2 separate regions of the Homo sapiens genome follow, and region 1 is linked to region 2. Evidence: read pairs that join two places in POLR2A ChIA-PET (ENCODE). Cell type or tissue: A673. All regions are shown on one strand. Links, peaks and the distances in the headings refer to the core of each region. The heading gives the core; the rest is flanking DNA.

Region 1 (8,427 bases), core at 59-8,058, 140 kb before region 2:
TACAAAAATTAACTCAAGGTGGATTAAAATCTTAAATGTAAGACCTGAAACTATAAAAATCCTGGAAGAAAACCTAGGAAAAACTCTTCTAGACATTGGCCTAGGGAGACTTTATGAATAAGTCCTCAAAAGCAAACACAATAAAAACAAAAATAGATACATGGAACTCAATTAAACTAAAAGGCTTATCTACATAGCAAAATAAATAATGAACAGAGTAAGCAGACAGCCTACAGAATGGGAGAAAATATTTGCAAACTGAACATCTGACAAAGGGTTAATATCCAGAATCTACAAGGAATTCAACTCAGCAAGAAAAAAAAGCAACCCCATTAAAAACTGGGCAAAGGACATGAACAAACATTTTTCAGACAAAGACATACAAGTGACTGACAAGCATGAAAAAATATTCAACATTACTAGTCATCAGAGAAATAAGAATTAAAACCACAATGAAATATACCATCTTTCACCAGTCAGAACAGCTGTTAAGTCAAAAAACAACATGTTGGCGAGGATGTGGAGAAAAGGGGCCACTTATTTGCTGTCATTGGGAATGAAAATTAATACAACCTCTGTGGAAAACAGTATGGAGATTCCTCAAAGAACTAAAAATAGAATTACCATTTGACGTAGCAATCCTACTACTGGGTACTTAACCAAAGGCAAAGAAATCATTATACCAAAAGGATACCTGTACTCATATGTTTTTTGCAGCACTATTCATAGTAGCAAAGCTATGGAATCAACCTAAGTTCCCCATCAACAGATGATTGGATAAAAAAATATATATATCATATACATATACACCATGGAATACGACTCATCTATAAAAAAGAATGAAATCGTGTCTTTTGCAGCAACATGGCTGGAACTGTCTTAAGTGAAATAACTCAGAAACAAAGTCAAATACTGCATGTTCTCACTTGTGAATACAAGCTAAATAATATGTACACATGGACATAGAGGATGGAGTAATAGTGAAGACTCGCAAGGCTGAGGGGGTGTAAGGGATGAGAAATTACTTAATGGGTACAACTCATGGGTACAGTAGTATATATTGTACCAATGTAGTAATTTCTCATCCCTCATACCCGCTCAGCCTCATGGGTACAATATATACTACTGTACTGTACGTGGGTACAATAGGATATATTGTACCCATGAGGCTGAGGGGATGTGAGGGATGAGAAATTATTACATTGTATAACTATTAACTATGTATACAAATAGTATATATTGTACCCATGAAGCTGAGGGGATGTGAGGGATGAGAAATTATTTAATGAGTACAGTATATACTATTGTATACTAAAAGCCCAGACTTCATCACTACATAATATGTCCATGTAACAAAACTGCACTTGTAGCCCTTAAATCTATAAAAATAAATAAATAGTAAAAACAGAAAAATAACAAAGGCAAATCAAAAGCTGGTTTTTGGAAAATATCAACAAAATCGTTAAACCTCTAACAAGACTGACAAAAAAAAAGAGAGGATTGTTAGTTTTTAAACAATAACAAAAATGAAACAGAAGATTTTACTACAGATGTTCAGATGCTTAAAGGATTAGTGTTGTTGCAATGAACAACCCTCCATGCATAAATTGACAACTTTGACTTAATTTAACAATTCCTTGAAAACCACACACTATCAAAATTCATTCAAAGTGAAATAGATCATAGGAACCATTGTATAACTATTAAAGAGATTAAAACTTTAACCACAACCTTCTGAAAAAGAAATCTCCAGGCCCAGATAGTTTCACTAACAAATTCTACGAAACCTTTAAATAATTCCAGTTCTACATAAGCTCTTCCAGAAAATAGAAGACTAAGGGACACTTCTCAATTCAACTAAATTTAGGAGGCTGATGTTAACCTTAATGCCAAACCAGGCAAAAACAGTACAAAAAAAGAAAACTACAGACTAATACTTCATGAACAGAGATGAAAAATTACCCAACAACAAATTAGCACATTGAATCTCTGATTCTCCAGTACCACTTGTGTGCCCAGTGATCCAAGCCACTGACACCAAATTCCCAGAGTAAGTGTGCAACTCTACATTTGTTAAGGATTCTGTTCCACAAGACTGCCTTGACTTCATATCCCGATCTCAAGCTCCAGTCCCCAGGATACCCAGATTTCTCTCCAACTTGGCTACAAATTCAGGAGTCCTCATTCCTCCCCATGTTCAATAATGTGCTAGTAAGACTCACCAAACTCTGGAAAATGCTATACATTCTATTGTAGTTTATTCTAAAAGAAGCAAGTGAACAGCAAAATGAAGAGGTACATTAGGGTAAGGTCACAAGGGTCACAAGCATGGCCTTTTTTGTCCCCATGGAGTTAGAGTGTCCCACCCTCACAACTGGATGTATTCACCAAATCCTGTCGTTTAGAGGTTTTTAGGGAGGCTTCATTACGTAGGCATGATTGATTCAGTCATTGGCCATTGGTCGTTGGACTCAAGCTGCTCCTCCTCTCTTTTCTGGGACGATTAGGGGGTGAGACTGAAAGTTCCAACCCTCTGATCAAAGATTGTTGTTTCTGGTGAAAGGCCTCATCCTGAAGCTATCTAAGGGCCTTAGCATAAACTCAAGATAGATGAGATAGCTCATCTCATTAGCATAAACTCAGATAATTGGAAGGGCCTGTTATGAGTAACAAAAGATGCTCCTATTGCTCAGGAAATTCCATTTAGGAGCTCCATGCCAGGAACTGGGGACCAAGACCAAATATATATTTCCCATTATACCAAAGAATCCCAGCAATATATCAAAAATAATACACCACAACCAAGTGGGCTTTATTCCAGGGATGTACAGTTATTTAATATTTAAAAATCATTTTATTCCTCCATTTACTATTTTAAATAAAGGAATAAGCATATCAGTTCATGTAGAAAAATCATTTAACAAAATTCAATGCATTCATGATAAAACCTCTCAGAAATATGGGAATACAAGGGAACGTCATCAACTTGATAAAGAATTATAAAAAAATCTACAGCCAACCTTATAATTAATGGTGAAAGTAAAAGTAATGCTTTTCTCTAATACTGAGAATAAGGCAAGTTTGTGTTCTCTCTCTACTCCCATTGAACCTAGTACTGGAAGTCTTACCCAGTGCAGTAAAGCAAGAATAAGAAATAAAAGACATACAAATTGTAAAGAAAGAGGTCAGACTTCCCCTATTGAGGTGACATGATTGTTGGTGTAGAAAATTTGAAAGAATTAGGGAAAAAAAACCTCATGTAACTATTAAGTGAATTTAAGATAGTGGCAGGATACAAGATCAATACACAAGAATCACTCTTATTTCTATATATTAGCAATGAACAACTAGAAATAGAAATCAATACAATCCAATTTAAAGCAGCATTAAGAAACAAAATACTTAAGTATAAATGAAACATATTAAGTATCTATATGTCATTAACTCCAAAATGCTGATGAAAGAAATCAAAGAAGACCATTGGTGAGACATACCATATTCAGGCACTGGAAGACTCAACATCCAAAAATATCATTTCTCTCAATATGTAGAGTTATTGTCATTCCTATCAAAATCGCAGTAGAGTTTTTTTGTAGATACAGACAAATTGATTCTATAATTTATATGAAAAGACAAAGGAACCAAAATAGCTAAATCAGTTTTGAAAAAGAATATAAAATTGGAGAAATCACACTCCCTAAGTTAAGGATTTTACTATATAGCTACAATAATCAAGACAGTGTGGTATTGGCAAGGCAGTAGACACATAGATCAGTGGAATAACTTAGACTGCCAAACAAGTACAGCTTACTAGTACAGCTAACGGTGTTTAAGAGAAGTGTAGTCTCTTTTTCAATGGAGAAAAGATAGTCTTTATAACAGATGGTATTGGAAAAACTGGGCATCCCTAGCAGGGAAAAAAAAACCTTGACTAAACATCATATCTTACACAAAAACTAACTCAAAATAGATTACAAGCTTAAATGTAAAACATAAAATGATGAAACCTTTAGAAGACATAGAAAGTCTTTGTGACCTAGATTGAGTTAGTTGAAGAGCTCTTAGCCATGACACCAGAAACACAGTCAACGAAAGAGAAAGGCTGATAAGTTGACCTTTATCAAAATTCAGACCTTTACTTCACAAAAGACATTGCAAAGAGGATGAAAAAACAAGCCACAGACTAGGAGAAATAATAATTGCAAATCTCATTCACAAAGGATTTGTATTCACAATATATAAAAAAACTCTAAACTCAAAAATAAAAAAAAATAGGAAGATTCAGAATGTAACTTGGTTCCTAATTTTTTATGAATGTTAAACTTTGAATGCAGAAGAAATGTAAGAATTTCAAGTCTTTCATAAGTATTCACCATTGCTTAAGTTATTCCCTTATCATAAATTGTACATAGCTGTGCTGTCAGTGAGTAATATTTAGGTTGACATAATTCCTATTAGCTGATAATAATCATTTCCACTCCAGTTGCTGAGTTATTTTCCCTTCACATATGGTAAGTCTCTCCCTTCCTCCCCATTGCCACTACTGGCTTTTCCCTAGAGTAACAGCATTAGAAGTTCAAAAATATCACTTTCACAACTTTTTTTTCTATACAGAAATATTTTTTATCTAAGCCTGTGTGTGACAGATCTGTCACAGAATAGCAGTGAAATTGCTGGTCCAGGCAGGAATAGAAAGAGCAGAAACAAGTCGGCCTGCCTCGCATGCTTTCTCATCTCTCTTGCATACTGCCTGGACCATGGACACTTGTGCATAATGCTCTACCATCTGAAATGTGGAGCGAGGTAGCAGCAGCCGCCCCTTCTGTTCCTGCCCTAGACTGACTCAGCCCTAGTCCCAGTGCCTGGAAAGAAACTCCATTTGTAAATGGCGTCTTCCAATCACCTTTCAAATCACCACCATTCTGAGAAATCTTCACTTTTGGTCATATTTGTTCAGATTATTCTGATACAACTGAGACCCCTGTGACTTGTGTTCTCCTCGACTCCACCACTATTCTTTATGTCTGTTCTATTTACATGAAAACATGTTAAACACTGACACTTCTATACACAAAATCTCCATTTGTAATCTCCGTTAAGTAAGACTGCTTTAAATAAAGACTGGAAGCAGACCTCAAGACCAATGAACAGATATAAACTTAATCTCCCCTTTAGACAATAGGAGTATGAGGGAACACAGGTAGATATGTGAATAAATAATTGGTTTAATGCTGAAACAAATTTATTCTGCCTTATATTTTATATATAATTTTGTGATATACTTTAAAGGTTATCTGTTTGCGCAAGATATTTGTTCTGATTATGGGCAATTCTGAGCTTGAACTGGGACATAAGCTTGTCTCTCCCAAATATAATAGCTGAAATAAGTGTATGTGCTGGCATATCACACACAGCCATCTCCTTACAGAATAAGAAATTTAGTAGCATATTCTTCAAAACACAGTTGTGTTGTTGTAGTATGTATTTTTTGTGCGTACATACTACTTCTTCAAAATCCACTCTGTAGTTTACACTAAAGCACATCTGAATTCAGAATAGCCACATTTCAATTCCTTAGTAGCCAAACGTGAATAGTTCTTACTATATTGCATGTTGAAATGGTCATATCTAATTTTCTTTTGAAGTTTCAAGGTACTGTGTTCACTGCCATATTGTAAATATATTCTTATACAGTTGACCACTGAAAAGTACCAGTTTGAACTCTGCTGATGCACTTATGTGGAATTTTTTCAATAAATACAGTCAGCTCTCCTTACCTGTGGATTCTGCATCCACTACCAAACACAGATGGAAAATATAGTATTCGTGGGATGCAAACCCTTGTACATATTTCCTATGGCATCGGACCCCAAAGGGCTGACTATGGACTTCAGTATGTGTGGATTTGGGTATGGGTACTGGGGGCTGGTCCTGGAACCAATCTCATGTGTATACCTAGGGACAATTGTATTTAATTTTTACAATTTGGGAAATTAAAATGCATGGATTATATTTCCAATAAAACAAGCAAACTGATTTTAAGATAATATAATGTTTTTGATGAGCTATATAGCTCAGTTAAAATTATAATCTAGTACATTTTTACATGTAATTGTGTATAAGCTGCCACAATAGTAATGATAACTCAGTGGTATTCAGTAGGCTCTTCTCATGTGACAAAACAAAATGGGAGAGAATAGGGATAATTATAGCTAGCTTAATGTTACAGATGTGCACAGAATGAATACAGGTTATTTTGTTTGCAATCTCAGCTTTTCTCGATCTTATTTAGGTAATAATGATCTATCTTGTGGTCATAAAGATATTTTCCTGTATTTTATCATAAAAGTTTTAGAATTTTACTTTTCATATGTAGGCTTTTAATGTACCTAAACTTTATTTTTGTGTATTGCATCAAAAGAACCTAGTTTAATTCATTTCTCTTGGATAACCAGTTGTCCCCATGCTTAATGAGTAGTGTATTTTTCCCCACTGACTTGTAATGCCACGTTTGTGTGTATCCAGTTTCTCTGTGTGTGTGGTCCTATTTCTGTGCCTTCTATTTTGGTGCCTTACCTTAATTATCAGTCTGTGCACTGATTCCACATAGTATTAATCATTCTAGCTCTAAAATAATGTTTGATATCTGATAGGGAAATACCTTCCCATGTAATTTTGTCTTCAGAATTGTCTTGACTATTCTTGTCCCTTTGTCCCTTCACATGAATTTAGAATTAATTTTTCTTATTTGACCAAAAAAAATTCTGTTGACTTCTTGATTGATTTGATTACATTTTATTTAAAGATTAATTTTTGAGGAACTATTTGTGATGTTGAATCTTCCATTCCATAACATTTATTCACATTGTCTTTACATTTCCCCTGGTAATGTTTTGCCATTATCTTCATAAAACTCCGACACAGCTTTTGCTAGATTATTTTTTAAAACTTAGAGATTTCATTGTTATTGAATGAGATTTTTTTTTCCTATTACTTTTCTAATGACTATTATTGAAATTTAAGGAGGCTATTGATTTTGGTATGTGGATCTTATATTCATCAATCTGACTATTTTCTTATTCTAATAATTGGCATATTCTCTTGGATTTCCTATATAGATAATTATTTCATTTGAAAATAAAAATGATCTCTTGCTATGTAAGTATTGTATCTCTTCTTTCTTTTTTAGTCTTATTGCATTGGCCAGGACCTTCATTACAGTGTTGAGTAGTCATGGTGTTATTTGGTATCATTGACTTGTTCATGACCATACATTCTTTTTATTCAGAAGAGTTTATTTTGTAATATGTAACAGAACCATGTATGACTTAATAGAATGTAAATATAGTACAGTACTTTTTATTTTATTTATTCTTCTAATCACAGATTATAGCAATTTAGGAAGTACAAATTTTAAAAGCTTAAAAATCACCCAGAGATGATCACTGTTTGCATTTTGATATGTGGCAGAATCACAAATTAGGTTTTAAAGTCAGTCTAAAAATGGCAGAATTACTCTTTAAAATCCATTAAATCACTCACAAGTTAAAATATACATATATGGATTTGTGTCATCTTCCCTATACATATACAGTAATATATATTGTAAGATAAAATGGAGAAGATTACATATGAAAACACAATTCTCTAGCCTTTTTACTATACCTCTACAGTTGGTGAAAAACAGATTATATATTGATCTCCTACAGCATGTCAAGCATGCAGTTGGATTCAGAACGTTAAATCTGTGTGGATTAACTCCAGCATGTACGTGATTTTTATCTTACTAGCTTGAGAAGCTATGCTTGTGTGATGCAACTCTCTCATATAAAATGTACTGTATTTTATATAGCTATATTTTATAAATACCTATTATTGTGTATTTACTTGATAGCATTATTATTTAGCCCCATAAGTGACATTTCACAAACAGTGCCCTGTATAATCCAAAAACAGCAGTTGAAGAAATATAATAACAAAGGAGAGGACTGGGATTCTCAAATCCAAAGAAAATATATTATTCCAGGTCCTTTCAGGAAGTAGACATTCAATGTCAGCTAAACAGAGTAGAATAACAGATTCATACATGTCAGGTACATGTGGAAATTTAGCAAAAGATTTATGAACATGAACCCAAGCAGAGGAAACTATTAAAAATAACAGACATGTGATATGTAAAATTCACCAGATAAAATCCCTGGTTGTGTTAGCCACACTTTCAAAATTCTATTGTTCATAAGTCTTAGAAATTCCTTCCCTCCCCTTCTTCCCATAGTGAACAGAGTTTGAATTATATTTCAATTCTTTACATACTACAGAGTTTGAAATAGAATTCTAAAGAGTGAAGGAACAATCATGGACTTTCTGAAAGGCTTTTTCATTATGGCTATGGTATTTAAGCAGACTTACTCAGATTTTGTTCCACAA
Region 2 (8,427 bases), core at 98-8,097:
GTATGATTGAGTTTGATTAAATTTGGGTACTTTTTTTGTTCTTTGGAACATAGTTTATCAAAAACAAGTGACTGCCATGTCAAATAGTATGTGGACTCTAATTGAACTCTGTTCTGCTGTCATTATAGGAAATGGTAATGAGCAGAGAGACCAGGTAGGTGGTTCTCTGTGTTGGATTTTAAAAGCTTTATGTTTACCACTGAGTTGCTTAACACAGGAAGATGTAGAAAGAGACACACTTAATTACTAACAAAGGTAAATTGAGCCAGCTTGAGGAAAATAACAGTGGTGGCAGGGTATCTCAGGAGGGTGGGGGGGAATCTCAGTTCTTTTCCCATCCCCTGATTTGTGCTCGCATTTAAAAAAGCAAGGTCACATGTGTGGCTACTGTTTGTTCATCCAAGATGTGTGCCTGTCAGTTACTGTGCTATGTGTTTGCGGTTACAAAGAAGATGCACTGGAGTCGCGCTCAGTCACCCCCATGTGTTCATCGTGTCTGTATTGAATACTGTTGAGGCCAGACAGTCTTTTAGGCTGTGGAGATGCATCAGTGAATCAGACAGACAAGGCCCTTCTTTCTAGTGAGAAGAGACAGACAACCAACAAGACTCAAAATACCAGGTAATATAATAATGAAGTAAAGCAAAATGAAGGAGAAAATGTAGCGCTTATTTAGAAATTGGGAAAGCCTCACAAGACCTGAACAACAGGAAGGAATCAGCCAAAGAGATTCTAGGCCGAAGGCACAGCTGGTTCCTGAGGCAAGAATTAGCTTGATGTGTTTTGAGTGATGGGAAGGCGGCCTGTGTTCTAGTAGAGAGCGCTCGGAAGGCCAGAGAGACACGCAGGCTCCAGGTCACATAGTACCTCCGAAGTCAGAGTAAGGGGCACAGAGTTGTTCTAACTATAATGGGACTCTACTGGAAGATTTTAAGCAAGGCTGTGATGTGATCTGATTTGTATTTTGAAAAGGTCACTGGCTGCTGTGTACATAATACACTATAGGGACTGTGGCAGAAACTTCCAGTTGTCTAGAAATGTCCATTTAACTATTTGTCAGTAATTCTCTGAATTTAACTGAGCGCACAGTTCCCCAAAATGAAGACTATTTACCAGTTTCCTGTTGGTTTAGGTGACCATGTGACTAAGTCTAGCCAGTTAGATATAAGTAGAAAATGATGTGTGCAACTTAGGGGAATTGTTGTTTTTGTTGTTTAAACTTTTATTTTGAAATCATTGTAGATTATGGGCAAGTGTTTTTGTTTTGTTTTGTTTGAGATGGAGTCTTGCTCTGTCACCCAGGCTGGAGTGCAGTGGCACGATCTTGGCGCACCACAACCTCTGCCTCCCAGGTTCAAGCGATTCTCCTGCCTCAGCCTCCCCAGTAGCTGGGACTACAGGCGTGTGCCACCATGCCCGGCTAATTTTTGTATTTTTATTAGAGACGGGGTTTCACCATATTGTTCAGGCTGGTCTTGAACTTCTGACCTCATGACCCGCCCACCTCAGCCTCGCAAAGTGCTGGGATTACAGGCGTGAGTCACCGCGCCTGGCCCTGGGCAAGTGTTTTTAAAGAAAGAGAGAATGCCCTTTATCAAGTCATCATTCTTGATAACTAGAATGCAGACATGGGAGCTATAATGAAGATAGAATAGCTGGCACTCCAGCCTCATACTGGACCATAGGGTGACCTTGGAAATGAGCCTCTCACAGCTGGGTAGTGAGACAGAAGGAACCCAGGTCCTGGTATTTATAGAGCCTTCACTCTGATGCTTGACTCCCTATGTCCAGCTTGTTCGCATGACAGAGCAATGTATTTCTATCTTGTTTTAAACTGTTAGTTTAGGTATTTCTGTTACTCATGCCAAACCTAATGCTAACATAGAAGTGTGCAAAATCAGTATAAGAACAAAAAAATTAAAAAACAGATGGAGAGCTGTTGAATGATCAGAAGTGAAAAGTCTGAATGCAGTCAAGTAAAATTAATCTGGAAAGGGTTCCTGGAGAAAGCAGGTTTTAGAAAATGTACTTTCATGGAAGCAAAGAGGTCCAAGGTCCCTGGCAAGTGCAGATGTTCAGAAACAAGAAGTATTTGTTGGAGCCCTTATAAGAATAGATAGTAGAGCCTTCACCTCAAGTTCAACGTTTCCAAAATCGACTCAACTCCTTTTCGCCCACCCCTGCCCTGCCCAATCCATATTGGTCCAAACATGTCTCCTGCCACTACCAAAGGAGGGAAAAGGCCACCTCTCACTGTTGCTTTCAGTAATCTGCCATGCTCCTGTTGCAGTGGTACTCACAGTGTGGTCCCAGCTCCAGCAGCTTCTGCATCCCTAGAGAATTTGTTAAAAGGCAGATTCTCAAGCCCTGCCTCAGACCCAGTGGATCAGAGTCTCTGAAAGTACTCCCATCTGTGAGTTAATAAACCCAAGGTGATTATGATGCACATTAAAGTTTGAGGACCACGGTCACAGTGATTCAGTTCCCACACCTGGAAGTAGAAATGCTGGTGGGATTTGCACATTTTTGAGCCTTAATATATTCTACCAGATTAACCTCCAAAAAGTTGTGCCAGTTTGTAATCCAGTGGCATTATATGAGTATGTCAGTTTCCTATAGCCTGACCAACACTAGAATCTGTACATGTATATATGTATGTATGTTTGTATGTTTGTAAGGCTGAATTTTTGGGTTTTGGCACATTTTTATGATGGTCTAATCTTTTTTCCCCCATTTATTATTAGTTTTTATTTATGTGTCTGTCGTTAGTAAATGAAGGTGCTCTTCACCTCAAAATATATACATAATTCACCTTTTTTTTCCCAATCTAGTATTTATTTTTTGTTTTTAGCTTGAAGGCGAGATCTATTTTTATTTCAAAGAATTAATATGTTATCCCAGAACCATTTATTAAATCCATCCTTTCACCAAGGATTTCAAATACCATGTATATCATAATAAATTCTTGGGGCTGGGTGTGGTGACTCATGCCTGTAATCTCAGCACTTTGGGAGGCTGAGGCGGGCAGATCATTTGAGGCCAGGAGTTTGAGACCAGCCTGGCCAACACAGTGAAACCCCGTCTCTACTAAAATAGAAAAAATGAGCTGGCCGTGGTGGCGCATGCCTGTAGTCCCAGCTACTCAGGAAACTGAGGTACGAGAATTGCTTGAACCCAGAAGCAGAGGTTAAGTGAGCCAAAATCACGCCACTGCACTCCAGCATAGGCGACAGAGTGAGACTGTCTCAATCAGTCAATAAATAAAAATTAATTCTTGGATATATATATCTATTTCTGAGCTTTTAATTTTTTTCCATTTTGTTATCTGTAAGGTGCTGGAGAATAAGGACCTTGTCTGTTTGGTTCATTGCCACCAGGAAGTGACTCACTACCTGTTAGACAATGGGTTCCTGCATGTATTTAACAGATCATCTGTTTCTTCCTATGTCATTGCTACATTTTTTAATTACTGTAGCTTTACAATAAATATATCATATATTGTTTTTATTTATTCTATGTGATTTCTAAATTTTCTTTGGCCAGTATAACAAAGTCTTCAAGATGAGCATCAGAAACGTTTTGTTAAGTCCAAAAACAGGACCCACTAAGAGTTTGATTAAAATATTAAATGTATGGCCTATTGGAAAGACTCATTATCTTTGCAGCATTATTTTACTGCTCAGAAACATGTTACTGCTCTGTTTTATTCAGTATATTTATTGTTTATTTATTTTAGTTTTACTTTCTTCCCTTAATAGGTGTAATAATTTTTCAAATAATTCTCTTGAGGTTTTTAGGTTTTCAATAACATTGAAATCTATAAATAATAATTTTGTCTTCTTTCCAGTATTTATTGCATTCACTAGAATTGCCACTATTAAGTAATAGTGAAAAGAATAAATTTGACCTTTTTTTTTTTATTTTTTACAGTGGAAAGTAGGCCTTAAAATTGGAAGGCCTAGGAACAGAATTGTCTGCTTAGAGCTAAAATGACAGTGATTCAGGGTAAAAAGAGGAGGAATAAAGGGAGTGGCTTTGAGGATTGTTTAACAGCCTGAATAGCACCTGTCTTTTATCATCTGAGTGACTTCATTTTAGGTCAGATCTGTACACAGGTCTGACTAAATAAGACTAAATTCAACTCTAGAACCAGGAGTAACATCATAAATGGTGGACATTACCTTTTTCAAGCATCAAATCACAAGCAGTTCTCTGTACAATCAAATTGCATGGTTAAAGAGTTTAGAATTATTTTTGTGTAGATTTCTGCCTTATAGAATTAGCGCCTTCCTATATACATTATCATTGAATTCAAAGTGTGAGGTCTTCCTGTATTTGAGATATAATTGATCCTTTTGGTAAGAGGAAACAGTGGCACCTAGATTGGGAATAAAGACAGAACAAAGAACCACAGAACTGCTTCATGTGCTAAATAATTGCAGGGTTTAGCATTAATGGAATTTGTTTTAATATCTCAGCCTGATTATAACTCAAGCAGTGTACAAAGACCTTGTTATACAACTCAGGAAACTGTGTTTATAATGATACAGAATTTAGAATGGATTAATAGTCACAACTGTATTACCAAAAACTGTATCAGTACATCTTTCTATCCCTAATTGCTGTGCAGATTCGCCCTATTCTTTATACGTCGTTTTTATATTTAGTGGCACAGCTCATTTGGTCGATTGAGTTGTGAATAGCTAGTAATTACTTGAGAAAAAAAGAAAACTGTGCAGCCCTCTAAATAAAGTTGAAAAGAATATAATAGGCTATTTGGCCTTGCAACTTTATTTTCAGTATGATTGTTCTGCCTTACTTGTGTATTCTGTGCAAATTTCATAAAGCAGTTATTTTATACAAGCACATTTTTATTGGTCATTGTATACCGTAATTGTGCTGGCACAGTTCATCCCTTTGCCATAGTTGCCGTTGCTGTCTTGCCTTCAGTTTATTGGCCTCTTACATGCCCTGTCTGCTGGCTTTGTGTGGTTATTTGCTTATAGATGGATTTGTAAATGTCAAACTGGTAAATAGTTACACCTGTGATTAAGGAGGAATGGTATACTGCGCACGAAATATTGACCAGTGGCATATGATCTGAATGATATGCCTGGGGAGATAGTGTCTACTAATGAGATAAATTGACACAAATGGTTGGGTTATTTGCTGAATTATCAAATACCTACTATTACCTGACTTTTCTTTTTGATCATAAATCTTCTGTATTAAAAAATGTTTCAAAACTCCATTCTTCTAATCAGATCCAGTGTAAAGATGTGAAGAGTTCAAGATCTCAGCATAACGTGAGATCTTCAACACTACCATCAACCAAAAAAAGGGAAGGGGGAAATTAACGTTATTGAGAAAAGACAGAGGAGACACAGAGGTCAGCAAGGATGCAAGAAACCAAGGATGAAGAGGTCAAAGAATTAGATTTTAAGATACGAACTGAATAACAAGAGCTACCTCTTAACCATTTCTACGTTGGTGACTTTGGTAGTAGACACCCAGTACGTGCTATTGAGTGAACAGTGGTAACTGTCTACCAACCACTTGCACTAGCAGACTCCAGTGCCTCCACCTCCCTCACCCCTCACGTCCTGTAAGTTGCACTTGACTCTACACCTGAACCATGTCATTAGTTTCTCCTCCTTTCCCTTTCCACTGCTACCACTCTGCTTCAAAGATGGTAATGCAAACATGATCACCTTTCCTTCCTAATCTTCTCTCTTCTCATTAAAAGTATAGACCCCACACAACCATTAGGATTATTGGTCTAAAACACAGAAGTGATAATGTCATACACTTGTTTAAAAACCTACAAGGGCTTCTCATTATAGTTAGAAGTCCACACTTTTTAGCATGCCATTCAAAACTTGTTACAATCAGATCTCACCCAACTTTTCTCTAACCTACTATACTGCTGTAGCCTTCCACTTGCCAACCACACTGTATTACTCAGAGTTCCCTAAAACCTGCTGTAGGTTAGAGCTCATGCCTCCATGTTTTTATTTTATTTTATTTTATTTTATTTTATTTTATTTTATTTTATTTTATTTTATTTTATGTTATGTCATTTTATGTTATGTTATTTTATGTTACTTTATGTTATTGAGGCATGGTCTCACTCTTTCGCCCAGGCAGTAGTGCAGTGGCACGATCATGGCTCACTGCAGCCTCTTAACTCCTGGGCACTAGTGATCCTCCTGCCTCAGCCTCCCAAGTGGCTAGGACTATAGGCACATGCCACCATGCCTGGCTAATTTTTTTTTTTTTTTCCGTAGAGACAGGGCCTCTGGAACTCCTGGGCTCAAGCAATCCTCTCGCCTCAGCCTCCCAAGGTGTTGGGATTTGCAGGCATGAGCCACCAGCGCCCTGCCCTCCATGTTCTTATTTAAGCTGTTTCTTTCTCCTTTTCCTGGGCTCAAGGACTGTAAGGTCCAACCAGAGTATGCCTTCTTTTTTGGGAGTTTTCCTCATTCTATTTCCCTTAACCCCCAGCAGAATGGACCTTCTGCTTCCATTATGCCTTCTGCATATCTCCTGTTAAACTCCGTTTCACCTTGTATTGTAGATTCAACAATACATTGATTCCTTGTGGATGCTGGTTTGTCCTAATATCCATCATTTATTTAGCAGAATGTCTGGCACATAAAAATACTATATACATTATCTCATTTAATCTTCACAACCACCAATGAGGTTGACCTATTTATACGTCATCTCCATTTTACAAATAAGTAAACTGAGCTGAAAAGGCCTCACAGCTGGTAGAAGGCAAAACTTGAACCCTAGCCTAGATTCATGAAACTCCTTAAGTCCATACTCTTAACCATTTTGCTCGATTTCTCTCTCCACACCTGTGCATCCTTGGTGCCCGCTCTTCAGTGGATACTCTGTAAGTGCCTATTCACTGAATGAATAACTCCAGTTCACGCAGTAGTTCGGGACAGGCTGGCAGTGTGGTTTCCTTTGAAAGGGAGAGTGCAGCATCCATGAAAATGTTTCTTTAAATCTTCAAACCACATACACAAAACAATTCAATATGTTGTTGATTGGGTCTCAGAAATGTTCAACATGGAAAAAAGCTTCAGTGTTAAATATGGCTAGCCTTTGTAGCACAGAGCACAGCATAGTACTGCACAATGATAAGACAGTTTGAATTGATTTCTAGGAGACTGCTGCCCCCTTACTTCTGTCTTGATTAAGAATGTTCTCAGAAAACAGATATAATCTAATTGAACTTTCACTGCCATAGCACACTGCAGAGCCAGCTATACTGCATGTAAACTTTGAGATGGACTACAGTAAATAGAGGAATAGTTAGGATGAGCAAGGTCTGTTGCAAAAAACAAGTGTTTTTTTTTTTTTAAACAAAACTATTAAGTTGAAAAATGCTTTCAATGCCATGTATTATTAAATGCTTATAAATGAGTACAAAACCACTTGTCTTTTCTTGGGTTATCTTAAGGGTTAGGTAGCAAATCAGAACATAACATTTAATGCTTAAAGATCTTGAGAGTGAATTTTGAGTAATAAATAGTGATTTTAGTTAATCTTTTTTTGTCATCCAATTTTATTTATTGACTTAGTAAAATGTAGTATAGATTCAATTTCATAACTTTTCTTCTCTGTTATTTCTCTAGTGTTGTTAATAACAGTACTGGTAGTGGAAGGGATTGCCGTGGCCCAAAAAACCCAAGGTAAAGTACTTACATTGGTGACTTACTGCATGTTTAAGACAATGGACTGGCTTATTTGAAAGGATTGCAACTTTTGGGTACTATTTTCATAATCCCTTTGGGGTGTTCCAGTGACCTAAGGCTTTCTGTCAACCCATCAGCCTCAATTTAACTGAGTTTAGCTGCAGTTAACTAAATTGTCAGCATAAAGTCTTGCCCTGATAAATTTTTAAAATTGACATCACTAGTAGCTCCTAGCATACTGTGGATTATGTCCAAAAATTAAAGGAGATTTATATTTTATCACTAAGCAAAAATAAAAGTCCCTTTTTCTAATTTAAACAAATGAAACACTTCAATTAATATCTTATTCAAAGTCCTTTGGTTCTGTTCTTTTGTCTTGATTTATGTTTGATGATTAGCTAGTGTGATTTTTTTTAGCCAGATTTTTATGTCTGAATTTAGTACATTTCCAGTGTAATGTTGTTTGTTTTTTATTTTCATCTAAGTAATACATACACATGATAAAAATCAAAGCATTCCTAAAAAGTTAATTAGGAAAAATGAGTTCCCCATCTTGCCCTACTTAACTTCCTGCTCCATGGAAATAATCACTCTTAGCTGATTCTTTTGGTATTTCCCTTCCTTTCTCTAAATAACATGCTGTATTGCTACTTCTTGGTTATTTCAGTTTTATAAATTAGATAATGATTTTTCACCGTGGAAGATGAGAATTTAGCTC

What was found. Peaks named below come from ENCODE experiments on the same cell type or tissue, not always from the same donor. Only the 100,000 strongest peaks of a DNase experiment are listed, where the experiment ranks them.
Region 1: POLR2A ChIA-PET joins it to region 2 with 6 read pairs; 2 of 35 experiments call an interaction of 5 or more read pairs at or near these places.

The regions. Positions count from the first base shown.
Region 1 is chr16:47,274,832-47,283,258 of GRCh38, reverse strand. All of the region lies in intron 10 of ITFG1 (integrin alpha FG-GAP repeat containing 1), which reads left to right. It overlaps ITFG1-AS2 (ITFG1 antisense RNA 2), which reads right to left. Exons shown (of 3, transcript XR_007065056.1): 1 at 1-8,427. Among named protein-coding and RNA genes, the nearest start is that of ITFG1-AS2, 6.1 kb to the right of the region's middle. In A673, for the core only: no CTCF peak of the experiment used is centred there; no DNase peak of the experiment used is centred there.
Region 2 is chr16:47,131,248-47,139,674 of GRCh38, reverse strand. NETO2 (neuropilin and tolloid like 2) reads left to right here. Exons shown (of 9, transcript NM_018092.5): 2 at 7,650-7,706. Among named protein-coding and RNA genes, the nearest start is that of NETO2, 8.5 kb to the left of the region's middle. In A673, for the core only: a CTCF peak has its summit at 7,139; a DNase peak (open chromatin) is centred at 3,364.